Linked DNA regions of Homo sapiens: regions 1, 2, 4 and 5 are each linked to region 3. Evidence: chromatin contacts called from ENCODE Hi-C or POLR2A ChIA-PET data. All regions are on one chromosome and are shown on one strand. Each heading gives the region's core, a stretch centred on a gene start or an enhancer-like site at or near the end of the contact. The rest is flanking DNA. Distances are from core to core; before and after follow the strand shown.

What was found. Hi-C counts contacts between places; a loop is a spot of excess contacts on that map. ChIA-PET counts read pairs that join two places held with the same protein, here RNA polymerase II (POLR2A). Pooled maps may share reads with other maps.
Region 1: a pooled map shows a loop between it and region 3 (10-fold over the local background). The contact joins the promoter of PSAP here to the promoter of PPP3CB-AS1 in region 3. A Hi-C loop is called at or near these places in 1 of 168 maps with a recorded cell type or tissue (CD8-positive, alpha-beta T cell) and 5 of 50 pooled maps. POLR2A ChIA-PET finds 5 or more read pairs at or near these places in 1 of 52 experiments (AG04450).
Region 2: a loop to region 3 is called in a map of B cell, with 17 times the contacts of the local background. The contact joins the promoter of COMTD1 here to the promoter of PPP3CB-AS1 in region 3. A Hi-C loop is called at or near these places in 2 of 168 maps with a recorded cell type or tissue (B cell and naive thymus-derived CD4-positive, alpha-beta T cell) and 8 of 50 pooled maps. POLR2A ChIA-PET finds 5 or more read pairs at or near these places in 2 of 52 experiments (RWPE1 and activated B cell).
Region 4: a loop to region 3 is called in a pooled map, with 6 times the contacts of the local background. The contact joins the enhancer-like site here to the promoter of PPP3CB-AS1 in region 3. A Hi-C loop is called at or near these places in 1 of 50 pooled maps. POLR2A ChIA-PET finds 5 or more read pairs at or near these places in 3 of 52 experiments (Panc1, activated T-cell and activated naive CD4-positive, alpha-beta T cell).
Region 5: a loop to region 3 is called in a map of CD8-positive, alpha-beta T cell, with 8 times the contacts of the local background. The contact joins the promoter of KAT6B here to the promoter of PPP3CB-AS1 in region 3. A Hi-C loop is called at or near these places in 2 of 168 maps with a recorded cell type or tissue (CD8-positive, alpha-beta T cell and naive thymus-derived CD4-positive, alpha-beta T cell), 1 of 37 single-sample maps with no recorded cell type and 9 of 50 pooled maps.

The regions. Positions count from the first base shown.
Region 1 is chr10:71,849,967-71,852,666 of GRCh38, reverse strand. It overlaps PSAP (prosaposin), which reads left to right and starts at 1,416. Exons shown (of 14, transcript NM_002778.4): 1 at 1,416-1,485. The coding sequence starts at 1,446. RefSeq lists enhancers at 1,205-1,735, 1,736-2,266, 2,658-2,700.
Region 2 is chr10:75,234,704-75,237,403 of GRCh38, reverse strand. COMTD1 (catechol-O-methyltransferase domain containing 1) reads left to right here and starts at 1,447. Exons shown (of 7, transcript NM_144589.4): 1 at 1,447-1,569; 2 at 1,661-1,788; 3 at 2,032-2,137; 4 at 2,226-2,344; 5 at 2,412-2,466; 6 at 2,661-2,700. The coding sequence starts at 1,476. RefSeq lists silencers at 1,199-1,493, 1,529-1,668, 1,829-1,908, 2,039-2,328, 2,489-2,700.
Region 3 is chr10:73,494,434-73,497,133 of GRCh38, reverse strand. It overlaps PPP3CB-AS1 (PPP3CB antisense RNA 1), which reads right to left and starts at 1,382. Exons shown (of 5, transcript NR_132104.1): 1 at 1,317-1,382; 2 at 651-992. It overlaps PPP3CB (protein phosphatase 3 catalytic subunit beta), which reads left to right and starts at 1,110. Exons shown (of 14, transcript NM_021132.4): 1 at 1,110-1,329. The coding sequence starts at 1,245. RefSeq lists enhancers at 904-1,093, 1,584-2,043 and a silencer at 1,174-1,523.
Region 4 is chr10:72,295,924-72,298,652 of GRCh38, reverse strand. No RefSeq gene overlaps it. Among named protein-coding and RNA genes, the nearest start is that of DDIT4, 23 kb to the right of the region's middle. RefSeq lists enhancers at 174-263, 1-532, 1,184-1,483, 2,488-2,729 and a silencer at 554-823. Within about 2 kb of position 1,317, at least 39 of the 41 ENCODE cell types and tissues checked have a DNase peak (open chromatin) inside an H3K27ac peak, as active enhancers do.
Region 5 is chr10:74,825,181-74,827,880 of GRCh38, reverse strand. KAT6B (lysine acetyltransferase 6B) reads right to left here and starts at 1,281. Exons shown (of 18, transcript NM_012330.4): 1 at 1,096-1,281. RefSeq lists silencers at 816-1,215, 1,906-2,105, 2,216-2,315, 2,426-2,595 and enhancers at 1,431-2,202, 2,203-2,700.

The DNA.
Region 1 (2,700 bases), core at 167-2,666, 1.6 Mb after region 3:
AGATTGCAGGGGAGCAGAACTGAAGGTTCTGAGGCCTTAGTCCCTGGGGTTGTTCTCCAGAGCGGATTGCAGATTGGAGGAAGTTGGAGGAACTGTAGGTTTGCCCTTCCTGGGTCAGGAAACCTGGCTTCGGGCCAGGTTCTATCTCTACCTGTTGTGTGACCTTGGATAAACGTCTTGCCCTCTCCTAGGCTCAATGTCCCTACAGGTAAATGACCTCTAAGTGCCTGCCCTAAGGGGCTAAGATTCCCCTCCTTTCCCTGCCTTGCGGTTGGCAGGTTCTTATCCTTCTGGAGAGGGTCATCATCATTCTCTGTTCAGGTCCTGGCAGGGGCAGCCACAGGCAGAGGGTCTTTGGGTCTTAATTTCTGAAGGCTTCCATGTCACATAAAACGTTGATTACATAAATTTGTTATGCTTTTCTCTTAAGCTGTCTCGTTACAGGAGTGTTGGTTGTGACTCTTATGATCTCTTATGATGGGTGAGGAATGGTATTACATCTTTAACGGTACCACAATGTGAGGCTTAAAAGTTTTTTGTTTTTTTTTTTTTGGTGATGGGAATCTCTCTCGCTCTGTGGTCCAGGCTGCAGTGCAGTAGTGCGATCTTGACTCACGGCAACCTCCACCTCCCGGGTTTAAGCAATTTTCCTGCCTCTGCCTCCTGAAATAGCTGGAACCACAGGCGAGCGCCACCACGCCTGACTAATTTTTGTATTTTTAGTAGAGACAGGGTTTCACCATATTGGCCAGGCTGGTCTTGAACTCCTGACCTCATGATCCGCCCGCCTCGGCCTCCCAAAGTGTTAGGATTACAGGAGTGAGCCAGCATGCCCAGCCCAGACTTGCCTTTGACCAGGTGCCACCACCTGCCCCCACGTGCCCCTGGCCAGGACTGAGCCCTGTACCCTGTTACACGACTACTTATTCTATGTGAAACCCCAAGCTATTCTATGTGAAACCCGCTACTACAATGGGCTAATTTTTTTGTATTTTTTTTTTTGTAGAGATGGGGTTTCACCACGTTGCCCAGGCTAGTCTTGAACCCTCCGCCCGCCTCGGCCTCCCAAGTGTTGGGATTACAGGCGTCAGCCACCGCGGCCGGCCAACAATGTGGAGATTTAAAAGGTATTTTACATATATAATCTCTGACCTATTCAATTAGTAGGGCTTTTCTTTTATGACCTTTCCCTTCCCTTTCTCCAAGTTCTTCCTCACTCCTCCCCATAGCCCTTCCTTTCGCCCCTCCCATTGCCCCCTCCTATTGGCCTCCCCTTCGCGCAGGCGCCCTCAGAGGCGCTGAGTCAGGGCGCTGTTGAGCTCGGGCAGGCCCGGATGGGGCGGGGTTAGCGCCTGCGCTCTGGACGGCTTTGGGGCAGGGCAGATTTATATCTGCGGGGGATCAGCTGACGCTCCGCATTGCAGACTGCGGAGTCAGACGGCGCTATGTACGCCCTCTTCCTCCTGGCCAGCCTCCTGGGCGCGGGTAAGCCCTGGGACCCTCATCCTGGGGAGGAGGTGCCTCGCAGCGTCCATCTGCCCCAGAATGGGCTGTGCCGGGCCTGGCCCCTCTGCTCCCCCTGCCCTAGTTGGCAAGGGGGCGCGCGCACTGCGCAGGCGCGTTCGCTGGCTTTCTCTGGCTTTCTCTGGGCGGCTGGGGGCTGCGGGGGGCGGGCTGCGAAAATGCCCCCGGGAGGACGGCCCAGGCCCTGGGCAGCATCTCCTTCGGGGCTCGAGTGGGTTCCTGCGCGGCTGGGGCCCCGAGGCCTTCCCTCAGGCTGCGCTTCCCACTGTGGGGGTGGGTGAGTCTTGTAGGGTGACCCCTTGGGCAGCTGTGTTGTGCCTGTGCTGGGCGCACGTGATCGAGGTGGGCTGGAGCCCCGTCCCGCAGGACACTTTGGCCGTTGGCTTCAGTTGCCTGTTTGTAAGGGTAGCGAAGCTGCAGGAAGCACATGTGTATCATCTATATTGACGTTTGCATATGTATTTACTCTGGATTCTAGGTGTTGACAAAACGAGTCAAACTCTGTAAAAATATTTTGAGATTTATTCTGAGGCAAATATGAGTGACCATGGCCCGTGACACAGCCCTCAGGAGGTCCTGAGAACATGTGCCTAAGGTGGTTGGGATACAGCTGGGTTTTACATATTTTCGGGAGGCACGAGACATCAATCAAATACATTTAAGAAATACGTTGGTTTGGTTCAGAAGGGCGAAACAACTCAAAGCGGCGGGGGGCTTCCAGGCCATAGGTAAATTTAAACATTTTCTAGTTGATAATTGGTTGAGTTTATCTGAAAACCTAGAATCAATAGAAAGAAAGTATTCAAGTTAAGATAAAGGATTGTGGAGACCAAGTTTTATTGTGCAGAGGAAGCTCTCAGGTAGCCGACTAAGAGAGCGAGCACGTTGTAAAATATTTCTATGGAAATGAAAGGGTGACTGGCTCTTAGTTGATTATCTCCTGGATCTGGAGAGGAAGGAAGGAAAACATAGGGGAAAGGGGATTCTCTATAGAATGTGGATTTTTCCCACAAGAGACTTTGCAGGGCAATTTCAAGGTATGGCAAGGAAATATATTTTGGGGTTAGATATTTTGATTTTTTTTTCCTTGTCTTATAAAATGTTATGCCAGAGTCAGATTGGAAAGTAAGTCACGATATATGGGGTCAAATAAAACCCATCTGATGAGAGTTTATG
Region 2 (2,700 bases), core at 198-2,697, 1.7 Mb before region 3:
GGCTCACACCTGTAATCCCAGCACTTTGGGAGGCTGAGGCAGGAGGATCACTTAAAGCCAGGAGTTCGAGACCAGCCTGGACAACATAGTAAGACCCCTTCTCTTTAAAAAAAAAATTTTTTTTTTTAAATTAGCTGGGCACAGTGGTGACCGCCTGTGGTCCCAGCTACTTGGGAGGCTGAGGCAAGAGGATTGCTGAGCCTGGGAGCTCGATGCTGCAATAAGCAGTAATCTTGCCACTGCACTTCAGCCTTGCCAGAGACCTTGCCAAAAAAAAAAAAAAGAACACCAACGCCAGGCACAATGGCTCAGGCCTGTAATCCCAGCACTTTGGAAGGACGAGGCAAACAGATCACTTGAGGCCAGGAGTCTGACACCAGCCTGGCCAAAATAGCAAAACCCGTCTCTACAAAAAATACAAAAATTAGTTGGGTGTAGGGGTGCGTGCCTGTAGTCCCAGCTACTCCAGAGTCTGAGGCAGGAGAATCGCTTGAATCAGGAGGTGGAGGTTGCAGTGAGACCAGATTGTGCCACTGCACTCCAGCCTGGGTGACAGAGCGAGACTCAGTCTCAAAAAAAAAAAAAAAAAGGACAGCGTCAGCGTCTTTCACCTCCTCCGGAGTTTGGCGCATGGTAGGGGTTCAATCAGTGTTCTCTGGACAGTGTTTCAACAGAACAACCTTGCAAGGGAGCTTCACCGGCTTTCTCCCCAAGATGTCTTCATTCCAACCTACCAACATAACAGCAGCTGCCACTTATGTATTGTGCTACTGTGTGCGAAGCTGTGGGATCTGGTGCCTTTTATGGTAAGATTGTAGGCCTCATTTTACAGGAAGGAAACTGAGGCTCAGAGAGACTGGCAGGACCAAGATTAGACACTCGTATCCATCTGGCCCCCAAAAGCAGGATTTTAACAGCTAAGAATATGGTCTCAGTTCCACAGGCCCACCCCAGGGCTCCTGAACCCCAATTCGAGGCTGCATGCCCTCAAACCAGTTCCCTCACTCCTTCAGCCTGATGCTTTGGGGCATCTTGTCCAGGAGGCCTTCCCCCTTTAATCTCTATCTCTTGTACTTGTGACTATCTTGTAACTTACACTGGCGCCCTCCATACACAATTCACATATGCCCCCAAGGGGCCTCAGAATAAATGGTGGCGAGGAGAAAAAAGCATTGGCAGGAGGGGAATGGAGGCAGGCACCTGGACTGCGGGCACAGGCGGGAAAATTCAGATCTAGGCGCTTGGCCTGCTCCCCGCAGGGGCGCAGTTCCCGGCGCGGCCACCAGATCGCGCCCGGCTCTCTCGGGCGGGGCTTGCAGTAAGGCTGTGTGGCCGCCAGATGATGCCCGAGACCGCGGCTCCGCGGGTAGTGCCCCGACAAGGTGGAGCCCGGCGGGCCCGCGAGTCCGAGACCTGTCCCAGGAGCTCCAGCTCACGTGACCTGTCACTGCCTCCCGCCGCCTCCTGCCCGCGCCATGACCCAGCCGGTGCCCCGGCTCTCCGTGCCCGCCGCGCTGGCCCTGGGCTCAGCCGCACTGGGCGCCGCCTTCGCCACTGGCCTCTTCCTGGGTGAGCAGGACCTGGTCCCGGCGGGCGGGTGGGCGGGCGCAGAGTAGGGCGCGGCGTGGCTCAGGTTAATCCAACACCCTCTCCCCGTCAGGGAGGCGGTGCCCCCCATGGCGAGGCCGGCGAGAGCAGTGCCTGCTTCCCCCCGAGGACAGCCGCCTGTGGCAGTATCTTCTGAGCCGCTCCATGCGGGAGCACCCGGCGCTGCGAAGCCTGAGGCTGGTCAGCAGGGCGCGGGACGGAAACGGGCGTCCCTCTCGACCCCTGCGGGTCCCACGTGGCTGTGTGACCTTGGGCTGGGCCCTGGCCCTCCCTGGGCTTCCGGCTTCCCTGGGCCGGGTGCGGTGGGCGTTCCGAAGGGCCAGTCCCCCAGGCCACGCCCAGAACCGCGCCCCTGGGGCTTGGGACCCCCAGGGCGAAGGTGGGTGACCTGCATGGCTGGTGCCACCCTCTCCTTTCACGCAGCTGACCCTGGAGCAGCCGCAGGGGGATTCTATGATGACCTGCGAGCAGGCCCAGCTCTTGGCCAACCTGGCGCGGCTCATCCAGGCCAAGAAGGCGCTGGACCTGGGTAGGGGCACGCGGCCGGGATCCCGGAGGGCCGAGGTTTCCGGGCCGACCCCCACTCTGGGCTGAGCCCGTCTGTGTCCTGGTCCCAGGCACCTTCACGGGCTACTCCGCCCTGGCCCTGGCCCTGGCGCTGCCCGCGGACGGGCGCGTGGTGACCTGCGAGGTGGACGCGCAGCCCCCGGAGCTGGGACGGCCCCTGTGGAGGCAGGTGAGCGCCCGCGCCTAGCTCTGCAGCCCCAGGCGGGGGCGCAACGGCTGACCCGCTCCCTCCGCAGGCCGAGGCGGAGCACAAGATCGACCTCCGGCTGAAGCCCGCCTTGGAGACCCTGGGTGAGCACCGAAGCGGGAAGGGCTTTGAAGCCATTCATTGCAAACGAGGCTGCTGTGTGGCCGAGCTGTGACTGGGCCTGCCGGGCAGGTTAAGGGCAGGGCCGGTTGTCACAGAGCCCGGGCCGGCCTGGGAGGGGCCTCAGGGCCGCCGGGGCCGCGGACTCAGCCGCACCTGCCCTCCCTCCCCCCGCAAGACGAGCTGCTGGCGGCGGGCGAGGCCGGCACCTTCGACGT
Region 3 (2,700 bases), core at 133-2,632:
CCCTTCCCCTGTGGTGTTATGGCCCTTCCATGCCAGAAAGATCCATTTTCACCTGTGCCTCACTCCCGAGACTCTTCCCTCTAAAAAATAGCTTGTGGGTTCCCTTTTTGGAAAAAATCCATTGTTGGGTCTTTCCCTTCCTCTTTTCCTGGGGTCTCAGGATAGAAATTGACACAAAGAAGAGGTAGAAAGGTACTCCTTGGACCTTCGGACTACTACTTACTTACCACCATGCATTATGAACAGATTCTGAGCACATGTATTATTGAGCAGGAGGATGGGCAGGAATTGGTTGTTCCATCCCACTTGGATCCTGCACCATCAAGATATATAGAGCTTAGTGGATATGCTGGTCCCTGTCCATGATTCAACATATCTCCTGGTGTCGTGGACACACTCATCTAATAATTTTTGATGAACAGTCAGTTCTTGCCCCTCTACCCCCTTTCCCATGAGTGTCAGTCACCGTGGTCTCTATAAAGGTTCCATAAGTCACCTGGGCCCAGATTCTGTGCATGTGCAGAAATAAGGAATTAATTTCCAATTCCCTATTTACTCCTCTGCCTTCCAGGAGGAGGTTGTATCCTTTTCAGGTGAATTCTTCAGATTCTTTGCACATCTCTTGGTGTCATCCCCTTTATTCCCCTTACCTGTTTTGACAAACTATGGCGCCTAAATTGCTCTAGCTGCAGTCTTATTCTGTGCTTTCAGACTCTTGACAATTCCAGACTCTAAACACAAAGGCCAGAATTCTCTTTCAAACTCCATTTTGGATGGTCCCTTCTCCACTCTAGAACCTACAATGCTTCCTCTATTCTCTGGTCCCCTACCAACCCTTCAGTATTCAGATCTGGTAGCTAAATCGTTATACATTTCTCTATTAGTAGGAGATCCTGAGGTTTAATCACGTCTTCTCAGTTTACTGGGAATGCCATGAGAGCGGGTGTGTTTCCTCGCAGTCGTTCGATCGCAGCACCTCCTCATTCTTCATTCTGCATGCAAAGAATTTTAACCTGATCCCTTGGCCTCGTCCTGTTTCTCTCCTAGCTTCAGTAATTTTGCCCAAGTCCCTAGAGCCTACCCCGCCCCCACCCCCGCACGCGCAGTGCATGCCGGTCTTAGCCCCTCTGTAGGGAAAGAGGGTCCGCCATGTTCCCCGGCGGCGCCGCCGCTTGGCTCTGGTAGCCGCCGCCCCCGCCCCCAACCCCGCCCGGCCCAGAGCCTAGCCGAGCCCCGGGCCCAGCATGGCCGCCCCGGAGCCGGCCCGGGCTGCACCGCCCCCACCCCCGCCCCCGCCGCCCCCTCCCGGGGCTGACCGCGTCGTCAAAGGTGAGAGGTGGACGAAACCCTGGGGGCCTGGCCTGAAGAGCTAGCTGTGTGTGAGGGCGGGCGGGAGACCGTCCCCTCGGGAGTGGGCCCGGAAGGGCGGGCGAGTGACTGGCTGCCTCCCTTGGGGAGTGGCCCCTGGGCGGGCCCCTGCTGGGCAGGGCTGAGTCGGTGGCAGTGGTTCCGCGGTCTCCCGGTTGCTTTCAGGCCGGGGCGGAGGTTTTGCTTCCGTGGCTTCCTAGCCCAAGGGGTGAGGCTGTTAGCTGCAGTGAGCCCGTTTTCTCTTCACTCGGCCTGTCAAAGCGGCGCAGGGGCCGCGATTAGCTTCCTGCCCCGCGACAGCTGCACTTCTGGCTTGCCGGGGCGAACCGAGGGGCTCGGAGACCTTCAGCCACGCGAGGCCCGCCAGTGAGCAGTCAGAAATCACCTCGGCTTTGGCCCACGCCTGCTCCCCGGTGACAGTCGTCCGCCCTATCCGCGTCTAGCTGGCGACAACCGCAGGGGTTCACTTTTGGCCGTCAGGTGCCACCCGGAGCAGAAATTAGGGGAACCTTGTGGGATTGGATCACGGTGAAGGGTCGGGGCAGGAATTGGAAGGCCAGCCTTTATAGTGCAGAAAGGGAGAAAAAGCAGCATAAACGAAAAAAAAAATTCTTGTGGATAGCAAGTATTTACTTAGAAAACCATCAACACTTTGGTCAAAAGGAGTTACCCCTCCCTTACAAACACACACCCACACATTCATCCTAGACGAAAAAGTTAAATGTTTCTCAGCCAGGGCAGAATTTATGGATGTTTACCCACAACAGGTCAGCAGATTAATTTAAAATAGAGAAATTGAGGGCTAATTGAGAGTTGCTTAAGATTCCAAGCTTCCTGGGAGAGCCTACCAACCTCAAACACTGCTGTGGAGGTGAAAAACAATTGAAATGATTCTCTTTACCATGTAGCTTGATTGATAAATTGAAATCGTAGAATGAACTTTTCCTTATTTGTATTGTATTTATTTTTAAAATATAGGTACTTTTGTTTTCATTCAGCTTCTCAAATACACTGGCACAGTATTTAAACACCGTTAGCCTACTTTTTGAAATCTGACTCATATGTTTCCATTAAAATATTTAAAAACAAGGAAACCTTTTTTCTTTTTTTTTTTTAATTAAAAATTTTCAACCTGAGCCTTCTTCGGTTCTTAAAAGAATAATACTAATTTGGCCTGGCGTGGTGGCTCACATCTGTAATCCCAGCACTTTCGGATGCTGAGGCAGGCGGATCGCTTGAACTCAGGAGTTGGAGACCAGCCTGGGCAACATGGCGAAACCTTTTCTCTACCAAAAATACAAAAAATAAAAATTAGCCGGGCATGGTGGCGCG
Region 4 (2,729 bases), core at 68-2,567, 1.2 Mb after region 3:
CTGGTGATCCTTAGCTCTCTCTTCCTGCGGGACACTGAAGGACAGTGTGAGACCCACAATTCAGCGCACCTGCTCACCTTGGTTCCCCATCCTGCCCTGGGTGGGTCTTGGCTTGGAAACCCTAATCCGCTTACTAAGCACCGACCCCACTCCGTGCCCTGCCCGTGCCATGTCCACTCCACTGCACTGAACTGGGTTTCTTTGTCCGTTTCAGCAGACCCTCCTCATCGTGTCCCTCTTCCAGGCAGCCTTCTCTTATAAATTTTGGGCATGCTGGGACTTGTCTACACTGTTGGCAATTGTCAAGGCTTTAGGTCCGAGTTGTTCCTCAACTTCTGACCCCCACCTCATGCTAACAGGACTGGGGCCACAGCGCGTGACTGCAATGTGGCCAGTCCTGGGAGAGCCGGCCTCGCCCCGCGGGGAAGCGGGCGGCCCCTCCGTTGCCATGGCAGCCGAGAGCACCCCCACGAGGCTCCTCATTGGCCACCAAGTCGAGGTCCCGCCTCCGCCATCAGAAGGGACCAACCAAGGCAGACCGGGTGCGACCCAGTTGAGGGATTAGCGGGTGACGCATCTCTCCCAGTCCCTCATGGAGACCCGCGCGCCCGCGATCCTACGGGCGCAGCCGTGGCCCTGGGTCGGGGTCACGCTCGCTGGGCGCGCCTCGGGCGGGGCTGGGGAGGTGCGGAGCTGGGGGGCGCCGCGGGAGGAGGCCACTCAGGCCGCTGGGGAGGGCCGGGCTGCGGCTGGGAGGTTTCCGAGGACGGTCAGGCGGAGGCGGAGGCCGTGCAGGAGGCGGAGGAGGAAAACTATTAAGGAAGGGGGTGGAAGGGCCCCGCTGGCTGAAGACCGCTGAGCTCAGGCGGTGGTAGGACCCTGGGCACGGAGTTGCATGGAACCCTGTTCGAATCCTGCTCTGCACCCGCTTGCGCTGTGGCCTCGCGCACGCGAGCCTTCCTGCCCGGGGGAGCGGGAAGGAGGGAGGGGAGCGGCGAACATCTACTTTGTGCCGATCCTTTTGCTGAAAACCCTAGTTTTCTCTCCAGGATTCCCTCAAAACGACCCTGAAATAGGTGGATGCTATCCTTAGCCCCATTTTACAGATGAGGAAACAGGTTCAAAGGAGGCTACGTGAGAAAAGCCTCGAGTGAGCTCAGTTCCCAGATGTGAGAATGATGTGGCCGGGTTGGTGGTTATCTGCGGGGGGAAGTAGGAGGTGCCCTGCCCACCCCCACGCTCAGGCATCCTGGCCGGCCCGGAAGGAAGAGTTCGTGCCAAGCCGTGAGACTCGGTGGTTTCCTGCAGCAAATCTGCGTCAGGCTCTCTCTGGGGGGTTAACCGCCGCAAACTGGTAACAGCGTCAGAAAGGGGAAACCGAGCTTTATCTGCGGAGGTCCCTGGGCCAGGGACAGCAGATTAAAGAACATGGAGGCAGGGCGCGGTGGCTCACGTCTTAAACCCAGCACTTTGGGAGGCCGAGGCCGGAGGATCGCTTGAGACCAGGAGTTTGAGACCAGCCTGGGCAAGATAGGGAGACCTCTTCTCTAAAAATAAAAAATAAAGAAGATGGAGCCCGCCCCTCGGGAAGGAGGGAAGGGAGAAAGTGTTTCTAACTCCTTATTGTCCTTTCTCTTCTTTTCTTTTCTTTTTTTGAGATGGAGTTTCGCTCTTGTTTCCCAGGCTGGAGTGCAATGGCGCGATCTCGGCTTACCGCAACCTCCGCCTCCCGGGTTCAAGCAATTCTCCTGCCTCAGCCTCCTGAGTAGCTGGGATTACAGGCATGCGCCACCACACCCGGCTAATTTTGTATTTTTAGTAGAGATGGGGTTTCTCCATGTTGGTCAGGCTGGTCTCAAACTACTGACCTCGTGATCCGCCCGCCTCAGCCTCCCAAAGTCCTGGGATTATAGGCGTGAGCCACCGTGCCTGGATCCTTGTTATTTCAAAACAGGCTGAGGTTCCCTCTGGAAGCCCCATTTAAGAACAGACCCATGGCCGGGCGCGGTGGCTCACGCCTGTAATCCCAGCACTTTAGGAGGCCGAGGCGGGCAGATCACCTGAGGTCCGGAGTTTGAGACCAGCCTGACCAACATGGAAAAAACCCCGTCTCTACTAAAAATACAAAAGTAGCCGGTCATGGTGGCGCATGCCTATAATCCCAGCTACTCAGGAGGCTGAGGCAGAAGAATCGCTTGAACCCAGGAGAAGGCAGAGGTTGCGGTGAGCCGAGATCGCACCATTGCACTCCAGCCTGGGCAACAAGAGCGAAACTCCATCTCAAAAAAAAAAAAAGAAAAAAAAGAAAAGAAAATTCACCATATGAATGTCAGACTCTTAATGATGCAAATGCCAGAAAACCTGACTCAAACTGATTTATGCTAAAAAGGGAATCTACTGGCTCAGGAAACTGAGAACCCCAGGCATGACTCGATCTGGCGACACCACGACGTCATGAAGACTCATTTCCCAGAGTCTTTGTACTTGTTTGTACTTTGCCTTTGCTGTCTTGGGAAGTGTTTGGGCTCCATGAGCACCTGCTGCAGCTGCAGGGGCACATCATCCCAAGTTCCAGTTGAGTAGAAAGAGGCTCTGTCCTTGGGAATTGTGACACATGTCCCGGGTTTCACTGTAACTGGACAGTTGGGGTCATGTGACCACACAGATACCAGGGGCAAGGCAGGAATAACCCTGTGTTGATTGGCAAATCTGTTCACAGGCCCCACACC
Region 5 (2,700 bases), core at 32-2,531, 1.3 Mb before region 3:
GAGACCAGCCTGGGCAACATAGTGAGACCCTTTTCTCATTTTTATAAAAAATAATAAATACAGCCTATCAAACAACTTGTCTCCCAAACTAACACCTTTCTCTGCCCCATCCTCACCCCTGGCACAGTCCACCAAATCACATTCACCGAAAATTACTGTACAGCTCCACCCACTTTCTTCACACCTGCCGCCTTGTCCCACCCCTACCAATCCCTTGTCCCCAGGAGATTTTCTGCCACAGATTTTGCAAGTTCTAAGCAGCCTCTCTCCCCTTCCTTCATATTTAAGTTTGCTCTGCTGTCTTAGCATCATCTTTCAGAAACTCTCCCAAGCACAACCATCCCATCCTTCCACGTTTTTAAAAAATACTTCATACCCCAAAGCTAGCAAACCTCCTTCTTATTCCAACATGCGATCCACCCAGATACCTCTTTCCCATCACTGCAATCGTACCTGCTCCTCACATGCGCCTCAATGCCTCCCCAAACCCCTCAACGCCTCCCCAAACCCAACACTCTGCACCGCTTCAACTCTACTCCACATCCACCACACCCAAACCCACCTACTCTGCGCCCAGACAACTGCAATCTCGCCTTCGGTATCATCTCACCTGCCCTCACACACCCCTCGGTCCGCCTTCCACTTCTCTCAAATTGCATCCCTCCCTAACTCTCCCTCTGCACCTGCTTCTACACCTTCAGCTTCTCCTCCCACCCAACCCTCACTAGTCTTCCTCACACCCTCGCCGGCCCCCCACCGCTCCTACCAGTTCACTCCCACTCAGAAATTCCCTCTCAGCCCCCGCCTTCCGACTCCCCGAACCCCGCCCCCACCCGATCCCGCCCCGCCCCCCTCCGCCCTCGAGCCCCGCCCCCTTGCCCTAGAGCCCTGCCGAGGGGCGGGGCCTGTCCCTCCTCCCCTTTCCCCCGCCCCCTACCGTCACGCTCAGGGGCAGCCTGACCCCGAGCGGCCCCGCGGTGACCCTCGCGCAGAGGCCTGTGGGAGGGGCGTCGCAAGCCCCTGAATCCCCCCCCGTCTGTTCCCCCCTCCCGCCCAGTCTCCTCCCCCTGGGAACGCGCGGGGTGGGTGACAGACCTGGCTGCGCGCCACCGCCACCGCGCCTGCCGGGGGCGCTGCCGCTGCCTGAGAAACTGCGGCTGCCGCCTGGAGGAGGTGCCGTCGCCTCCGCCACCGCTGCCGCCGCCGCCAGGGGTAGGAGCTAAGCCGCCGCCATTTTGTGTCCCCCTGTTGTTGTCGTTGACATGAATCCGACATGACACTGATTACAGCCCAATGGAGTCTCATTAAACCCGAGTCGCGGTCCCGCCCCGCCGCTGCTCCATTGGAGGAGACCAAAGACACTTAAGGCCACCCGTTGGCCTACGGGTCTGTCTGTCACCCACTCACTAACCACTCTGCAGCCCATTGGGGCAGGTTCCTGCCGGTCATCTCGCTTCCACATAAACACACCCCTCGACCCATCATCCCCCCCTCCGGCACCACCCCGGGGGAGGGTCCACTGCCAATACCAATCAACAGACCGCTGGGTCCGCCTCTTCCGGGCACCTATTGGTCCAGCCCTTTTTCTCTCTCCTAGATACCGCGCCACCTCTACTTCCACCTACCCGCCCCCTCCACCTCTAGGAAAGGATTGGGTCTACTCGCAGCAGAGGAGCGTAGCCTTATTGGCTGCAGACGACGCCAATCAGGAGGCCTTTTCCCTCTCCCCTCCCCCACTCAACCCCAAACCCCCTAGCCCGCAGCTAAAGTTTGTGTGAGAGCTGATCGCTGGCGGCGGCCGCAGGATTTAGGGGTGGGCGCGGGCGGGCGCGCGCGGGCGGGCACGCGAAGTTAAAATTCGAGGTTCTCAGTCGCCAGCTCCTTCGGTGGAGTGTGCGGACGGGCGCGCCGCCCGGAGCGTTCCATCCCGCCCCCTCCTCCACCCTCTCTCCCGTCCCGTCCCGTCCCGGGCGACTACTCGCCCGCCCCCTGGCTCGCATCCTTCCCCCCCCAACACACCCCTACCCTGCCAGCCCCAGGCCGGGTGCAGGCAGAACGATGTCGCTGCAGCCTCCTCGCCATCCCATGCCTCGGGGGAGCAAGCCCCTACCCACCGGGCGTGCACCCCCCGGCTCCACACTCGCCCGTGTCTGCAAGCACGTGCACCGCTCGCCGCTGCCTCCGGCCACCCGGGTCCCCGGCTAACCTCGCCTGCAGCCCGGCCAATCGCTCGCTGCCCTTTGTTGCTGCAGCCTGGGTCTCCCCGCTGCCTTCCTCAGCCTCCGCCTCGTCCTTTGCCAGCCGCCCGGGTCCGCAGCGCCGCGCTCCCCCCGCCCGGGACCCACCGCCGCCGCCTCCTTCTCCTCCTCCGCCTCCTCCTCCTCGGCTCCGGGCTGCAGCGCACAGAGCCCGAGGCAGCGCCGCCCAGCCCCGCTCCCCCCGCGCCGCCCGCCAGCCCGCCCGGCCTGGCCGGGGGCGCAGCCCGGACCCCGCCCGCCCCAGTCTCCGCCCCGGGGGTACCTGCCTCCGCCCCGGGGGGCTCCTCTCGCCGCCCTCGGGGGAGGGCGGAGACGCTGGTGTCCGCGGGAGGATGGGGACGCCTGGGCCGTTTGGGGCGGGGAGTGTGCCCGCCAGGGCTGGGACTGAGGTGCGGTCCTCGCCAACGCGTCCCCACTCCCGTCGCTGTGGGCCCCAAACTTC